2 separate regions of the Homo sapiens genome follow, and region 1 is linked to region 2. Evidence: chromatin contacts called from ENCODE Hi-C data. All regions are on one chromosome and are shown on one strand. Each heading gives the region's core, a stretch centred on a gene start or an enhancer-like site at or near the end of the contact. The rest is flanking DNA. Distances are from core to core; before and after follow the strand shown.

The links. Hi-C counts contacts between places; a loop is a spot of excess contacts on that map. Pooled maps may share reads with other maps.
Region 1: a map of B cell shows a loop between it and region 2 (4-fold over the local background). The contact joins two enhancer-like sites. A Hi-C loop is called at or near these places in 2 of 168 maps with a recorded cell type or tissue (B cell and endothelial cell of hepatic sinusoid), 16 of 37 single-sample maps with no recorded cell type and 5 of 50 pooled maps.

Annotation. Positions count from the first base shown.
Region 1 is chr4:85,556,096-85,560,082 of GRCh38, reverse strand. The region is part of intron 1 of ARHGAP24 (Rho GTPase activating protein 24); the gene reads right to left. Among named protein-coding and RNA genes, the nearest start is that of ARHGAP24, 83 kb to the right of the region's middle. RefSeq lists an enhancer at 2,368-2,767. Within about 2 kb of position 2,667, at least 2 of the 41 ENCODE cell types and tissues checked have a DNase peak (open chromatin) inside an H3K27ac peak, as active enhancers do; they include B cell, where a contact is called at or near this core.
Region 2 is chr4:85,658,297-85,662,185 of GRCh38, reverse strand. All of the region lies in intron 2 of ARHGAP24 (Rho GTPase activating protein 24), which reads right to left. LOC105377319 (a long non-coding RNA gene) reads right to left here. Exons shown (of 3, transcript XR_938955.4): 3 at 2,725-3,138. Among named protein-coding and RNA genes, the nearest start is that of MIR4451, 62 kb to the left of the region's middle. Within about 2 kb of position 2,370, at least 3 of the 41 ENCODE cell types and tissues checked have a DNase peak (open chromatin) inside an H3K27ac peak, as active enhancers do; they include B cell, where a contact is called at or near this core.

The sequences.
Region 1 (3,987 bases), core at 1,418-3,917, 100 kb after region 2:
GAAGCCCAAGGCAGACATTATTAATTAATCACCTGTGTTCACCCCCAGATGCCATCTCAATCCAGTACTCTAGGCAGTCACAACCAACCAATCATATATGGAAAGGTAAGAAAGACTCTTTGCTAATTCAATTCTGTAGACAAACTAAGAACTGAAGATATCCCTTAAATATCAAATAGAAACTCCAGTGCTTTTCCAAAAGCAATGGCATCTGAAACGGGAAAAGATGAGAAATTCAACTTATTTTAATGGAAAGTGAAGACGGCAACTATCATTTCATCATATGGCCACAGAGAAACAAAGAAAACAAGCCTGAAGCAGGGAAGATGAAAAGAAGTTGGATGTCTCTTATTTTATATTTATTAATTGAATCTGTGACTAGACCCCTCAAAATAGGATCAGAAACATGATGTTATAAACATCTCAATTTTTAAGCTTTTGTGTGTACTCCACTCCCTCACCCATAGTTTATTAATATGATTTTGTTTTGAAAAACTGTCACAAAGAAAAGAAATTTGGGGAGGCCCAGAAGGCTTCTGAAGATGTTGGTCCAAATATACAAAATGCCAATTAGACAGGAGGAAAATGTTCAAGAGGTCTATTGTATAACATGACTATAACAATGTATTGTGTTCTTAAACATTGCTAAGAGTAGATCTCAAGTGTTCTCATCACAAAAAATAAGGATGTGAGGTAATGTTTATGTTAATTTGTTCAATTTAGCCATTCCAGAATGTATGTGTATTTCCAAACATGATGTTGTACATGACCAATGTATATAATGTTTATTTGTCAATTAAAATGAACTCATTTATTAATTTTTAAGAGGTTTTCCACACCTAAATCTGAAAAGTAATAGGATTATAATACCCAAGGGATGGGAGAGCAATGGCAGTAATGAAGGAGAGCTTTATGCACATAGCAGAGAGAATTGAGAGAGGAAAGCTGAAGCCCGTATGACACTGAGAAAGTCAGCTGGGTCCTTTCCTCATTATGGGGAAATAACTGCTGTGCCTATAATTTATAGAGCCCCTCCAGCACTTTCCCTGATGTCTATAATTTTTAAGCTAAGATGAAAGCTTTCCTGAAACACTACTTTTAATATCAGGTTCCTTTAGTGAGTCTGACCTAGGAGAATCAAATGTTGTTGATTGCATTATCATTTCAAGCCCCTCAGTGGGGCCAGCTATTTATTCAACTACACTTCAAAGAAAATATTTTACAAGTGGGTAACTTTGATGGAGATAGTCATTTGTCTACAATGAACTCTCCAATTTTCTCCTTCAAATGAAAACCCCGAGGTACTTAATGATTTCCAATAAGGACCACTCATTTTTGTCAATTAATCCTGTGGGTGGAACATCGTCAGGCTTGCTCTAAAGCCTAGCAAAATGATTAGGCTTTCTAAGTATATAAATCTTGTGCTAATCACTAAACCACAGTTGCTCTCCCAGTGGTTTCTTATATGGAGGTATGGACAACACAACTTTTTTTTTTTTAGAATCTGAGGAAGGTAGGGAAAAACTTTTGTCAAAGTGAAAATAATAGCATCATTCATATTATGGTAGACTTTGATGTGTTAAACTGTGATCTTTGATGAAGTACTGCTATTCACATATAATTTGAACATATTTTAGCACTTCAAAATATCTGATTATTTCACACTTTAGTTTTAGATATGCTAAACAGAAATGTAGCTTTACTGCACCTGAATACATTTAATTAGCAGTTTAGAGAAAGAGAAATAAATCTTCTACATAAAACATAATTTTTTAAAATTAAGAAGTTTGGTGGCACATATGTTATTTGAAGTATCCAAGAGCCTGTCTCTGAGGACTCCCCTCTCCCTCATCCCATGTTTTTCTCGTTGATGCCACCATCCCTTTGCTAAAGGGATGGGCTTGAACTTAGTTGCTCATAGAACCTGAGCTCCCTAGCAACAGTGACTGGCCCAGGAAATGGACATGTGACTCAGACAGTGCCAAGTAGAGTCTTCCCTTAGGATAGGGAAGACACTGAAAGGATGAGCATCTGAGGTTGGCGGCATTCATCTTCCCTTTTAGCAAAGCCATTTGTAAAATGACGCTATGCAGAGACAAGCTGGTGTGAGAGAGGAATGGAGAGAGAACCCAAATACATTTGTAACCTGAGGAAAGGGAATGATTCACTTAGAAAGGATAAAGTAATAGCATAAAAATTATAATGTACACTTCATTAAAGATAAAAAATATGTGCTCATCAAAAGACATCACTAAGAATATGTAGTCTTCTGTGACCAGAGGAATTGGGAGATCCACAGGGAAAATGCCAGGATACCTGGAAGCTAGGAAATGATTACAGAAATATTTCTACATGGAGGCCAAGATGGCTGACTAGCAGCAGCCAGTGTGCACTGCTTTCACGGAGAGAATAAAGAGTGGTGGGTTGACACTAGCTCTTCAACCGGAACATCCAGGTGAACACATTGGGATTCATCAGGGAAACAGCATGACCCACAGAGAACAGAGAAGAGTGAGACAGGAAAACTGCCCACCTGGAGTGGCCCAGAGCCAGGGGAGTCACCACACTGGGGAAACAGTGAGTAAGTGAGAGTCCTCAGGGACCCACACTTCTACCACTTCTGCTCAGGAAATCCCCGCAAACTCCCCTGCTGCGGCCTCCAGACCAACACAGAGAACTACGTGGGAGTCTGGGCAGAGCCCTGCTCAAGCACACATGGAGTCCTGGGAGCCTTGGATCCTCAGGCACCCTGGCACCAGTGGCTGCAGGTCCAGCAATGGGGAAGGTCAGCCTCCCTCACATGCCTGCAGGAAAGGAACCAAATCCACAGCTGAGCAGTGATGGACTGCAAGCCATGCCTCCACTGCACCTTGCAGGATAAGGCCCATTGGCCTGGGGTGCTGGTGAGGCCACCCCAGCCCCACCTGAGTTCTTGGGCAGGGAGCAGCTCTGCAATTCCCTGGGACAGAGCTCCCAGAGGGAGAGGTAGCCTGCCATTTTTGTTTCTCTGCAACCCACCCTCCTGTTGCTCTCAGGCTCCAGAGGGTGTGCAGTGACTCGGGACTCTCCCAGACCCCCGGCAGAGCTGCCTTATGGAAAAGGGACAAGACTGTGTTCCACATAGGTCTCCACCTCTGCTACTGCTCACTGGGCAGGGCCTCCAAACCTGGGACTTTAGTGACCCCCTCCTGGGCTCTCAGAATGGTAGCAGCTCTACACTTTCCTGGGATAGAGCTCCTAGAGGGAGGCAGGGCACCATTTTTGCTGTCCTGCAGCCCTTGCTCCTATTGCCCTCAGGCTCAGGAGGGAGTGGAGTGGTTGGAGACCTATGGAGATGCCCAGCACAGTGCAGCCACCTTACAGAAAAGCAGCCAGACTGTTTTCCACATGCGTCCCCACCTCCCCTACCCTTCACTCGGCAGTGCCTGTTGACCTGGGCCCCCAATATGATTAACCTGCCCCCACCTGAACACTTTAGTCAGTGGTGGCTCTGCATTTCTCTGAGGAGGAAACCCCAGAGACAACCCAGAGCATGTATGACATTGCAGTTGCAGCAGTACTGCCCTGACTGTCCTCGGGCTGGGGAAGGAACAAAGGGCCTGGTTGCTATGCTGAAACCTCCAGCAAGCTGCAGCTATCATATGGAGAGGAGCCCAGTCTCTTTCCAGCGAGCTCCCACACCCCACTCTTCACCAGGCAGGGGTCTTGCCTCAAGATCACTGAAGAGCTCCTCCACCCGCAACTGAGAATTCCCATTGCTAATGGCTTTGTGTTTCCCTGGGGAGGTGATCCCAGAGGCAACCAACAGCCTCTCTGTACCTGATGCCCTCAGTCTGGGGAAGAAATAAAGAACCTGAGGGTTTTACTCATACTTCTAGCACACCACAGTTATTATATAGAGAGAAGCTCAGGCTCTCCTCTCTGTGAGCCCTCAAACCCCCACTCTTCACCCAGTCGGGCCCCAAGCTTGGGCCAGCAGTTGCAGTC
Region 2 (3,889 bases), core at 1,121-3,620:
GAAACAACAGGTGCTGGAGAGGATGTGGAGAAATAGGAACACTTTTACACTGTTGGTGGGACTGTAAACTAGTTCAACCCTTGTGGAAGTCAGTGTGGCGATTCCTCAGGGATCTAGAAGTAGAAATACCACTTGACCAACCAACCCATTACTGGGTATATACCCAAAGGACTACAAATCATGCTGCTATAAAGACACATGCACACGTATGTTTACTGCTGCACTATTCACAATAGCAAAGACTTGGAACCAACCCAAATGTCCAATAAGGATAGACTGGATTAAGAAAATGTGGCACATATACACCATGGAATTCTATGCAGCCATAAAAAATGATGAGTTCATGTCCTTTGTAGGGACATGGATGAAATTGGAAATCATCATTCTCAGTAAACTATCACAAGGACAAAAAACCAAACACCGCATGCTCTCACTCATAGGTGGGAATTCAACAATGAGAACACATGGACACAGGAAGGGGAACATCACACTCTGGGGACTGTTGTGGGGTGGGGGAAGGGGGGAGGGATAGCATTAGGAGATATACCTAATGCTAAATGACCAGTTAATGGGTGCAGCACACCAGCATGGCACATGTATACATATGTAACTAACCTGCACAATGTGCACATGTACCCTAAAACTTAAAGTATAATTAAAAAAAAAAGTTAGGCAGAAGCTATACATTTGTTAACTTAAATAAAACTTTCACATACCTTATTGTTTTTGAAAATTTGCAAGCCTAGAATAACAAAATAATGGAGGACCATATGAAGACTTGACAATAAACAAACTGTAATAGATTTGAGCCTACGACGTATTTTGTTTTCACCACTCAGAGAAAAAGATAAACCAGAATAATGCTGGAAATTGGGTTGTCCTGCTCCTTCTATGGTTTCTTAGATTCATTCTCCAATTAATGTAATTTCAGTTAACTAAGCTACTTTTTTTATCGGCTGATTGTTAACCAGTCACAATCTGTATTTTGTGTTTCTGACAGTAACCACTCACTGCATTCAACTGCAGAAGCAAAATCACCCACATCACTTTTATAACAAAACATGTTTACAGCAAAATCTGAGTATGTTCCTAATGACTTTTCTAAGTTTGTAACACATATGAATCATCTTTGCAATGTTACTGGTCAAATGTCTGAATTTAGATATCTTAGTAAGAAATAAGAAAAGGAAGATGCATGCTTCAAAGTGTTTGCCTGTGGCTATTTCTGTTTCTGAAGTTTTAATGAAAGTGGTGTAAGTGAAGATGAACTGAAAGTCTCAAAATACCAAATCGGCTACAAATTGAAACTCTAAAAATAATGAAAGGTTATGTCTACCAGCAGCTCTCTAAACAATCCCCATCTACAGATTTTTTTTTTTTTTTTTTTTTTTGAGACGGAGTCTCTCTCTGTCACCAGGCTAGAGTGCTGTGGCGCGATCTCAGCTCACTGCAACCTCCTACTCCCTGGGTCAAGGGATTCTCCTGCCTCAGCCTCCTGAGTAGCTGGGATTACAGGCATGTGCCACCATGCCCAGCTAATTTCTGCATTTTTAGTAGAGATGGGCTTTCACCATGTTGTCCAGGATGGTCTCAAACTCCTGACCTCGTGATCCACCTGCCTCAGCCTCCCAAAGTGCTGGGATTACAGGTGTGATCCACAGTGCTCGGCCAGATTTTCTTTTAAATTAATTCAGCCAATTCCTCTCCCTTCCCTGAGTCTCACTATTTGAGTACTGTAGCCCTGAACATCTGCATTATTGAAACAAGTAGCTGTGAATAAATCACTCTGTTTTGTTATACTTACATGGAGGATACATTTTAAAGCTACTTTTAAAACAGTATTTCAAGAAAAAAAGAAAGTCATTTTGGAAATAAAATCCAAGAAATATTGGTCAATATTAACTAAAGTGTGAGAATTAATTCAATCATTAGCAAGTACATTTTCCTTGCTTCACGGCGGGCAGGCAGGACTTAGGTATTTACTGATTGGCTCCTTCAATATAGGTAAGGAGGGAATAAGAGACAGTCATAACTTAAAAGTTAATTAAGAAATTCAATTGAAGGCACTCAACTGCAAAGTTAAAAGACTTTAAAATCTGAAGTTAAGCACATGCCGTTTTTTCCACATAACCCACCGAGTTTAGATGAGAAGTGATAAGGGCAACTCCCCCTAGCAACAAGTCCTACTGCACTGGTAGCTGCTTGTTCAGCTGCAGGCACTCTAGACTTAAAGGAGGCTATTTCAGAGAACGAATGGAAAGAAACCTATTATTTTTTTAGAGATGGCTTCATAAGGATATTCTAAGTTATCAGAAATGCTGCTTGGGGAAGTGTGTGGTACTACCCCTGGATCCAGAATAGGGGAGGAATGAAAAGAAGAAAGACTTAACATAATTTCCCCTTTTTCTCATTACTGAGTCATTCTTCTACCCTGAAAAAGTCCTCTTCACAAAAAGCAGACTGAGGAGATGAAAGAACTATAATATATTAGGAAACATAGTAATTACAACCCTTATGTGTACTTTAATTATATAATGTGTTCATCAAAATGAAGGGAGATAATTTTCTATTTCTAAGACTAAAATTATATCATTCCAAATAGTGTAATAGAACTAGGGAGGAGAACATTAATATGGCCGCTATATTCATACTTTTTTATATATGTTGAAATACCAGAAGCTATGTTAGGCCTTGTAGATAACACAGGAATATTTTGAGACACAATTTCCATTTTATAGAAATTTAATTTCTAAAGGAATTATTTAAACATTAATTTAACAACAGATAAACTTTAATCTTATTTTTACTTTATGATATTGTAATATTTGACATTGGCCTTGAAAATCTGATAGGCACTTCAAAAAGACAGAACTCTGGTTTCCTTTTTGCAAACTATACTGCACTAGCAGCGCCCTCATTCTGTTACTGGTAGCATCATTCTTTCCTCTGTTCAGGCCAAAAACCTTGGTCCAGAGTTTCTTAACTTCAGCAACGTCAGACAATTCTTTGTTGTAGAGAACAGCATTATATGCTTCATAGGATATTTAACTGCACCCCGGCTTCTACCCACGAGATATCTGTGGTATCTTCCCCAACTGTGACAAGCCAGACACTGTCTCCAGACGTTGTCAAATATTCCTGGGAGAGAAAAATCACCTTCAGTTAAGAGGCACTGTCTCAGAGTTACTACGGACTTGGCTCTCTCTCTGTCACATCCCACATAAATCTCTCAGCAAATCCTATCAGCTCTGCTTCAGAACAGACTGAAAATACAAGAACTTCTTATACCTCTGCTGCTCTCACCTTGACCCAAGCTGCTTGATTCAAATTCTGGATTACTCCAAGGACCCCTATCCTGTCTCCTTGCTTCCACATTTGGCCATGTACATCCTATTCCCAACAAACCAGCCAGACATACTATCAACACATTATAAACTACTCTAAAAGTGAGAAAAAATGGCTTGAGTGATTCCCCATGGTCCATATTCATGACTATACTGTGTGAAAACACGCTAATATTACTATGAAGACAGTCGTGGTAAAATTAGTCTAAATGTTGGCTAGACCTAATTCAGCCCCACATAAAAGATACTTTTACATTCAGATGATCAAAGCAAAGCAAGTATTTATTGAGTGCTTACTGTGTACTTGATCCTACAGTCAGAGCAGAATTTCAGTATAAGAAGCTGGAGATCAAATAATATTTATGAAAATATTTCTACTTTGTACCACAAACAACAGGTTAAAAATAGCACTTTTTACTAGAGCAATTTTTTAAGCAAAAGGTTAAAAAAAATTCTGAGAAGCTCTTTTAATTGGTTTTTATGAAAAAAGGTTTGTCTCAGGGTCTAAAGTAATAAATTTCCAAAAATGATCCGCTACATATTCC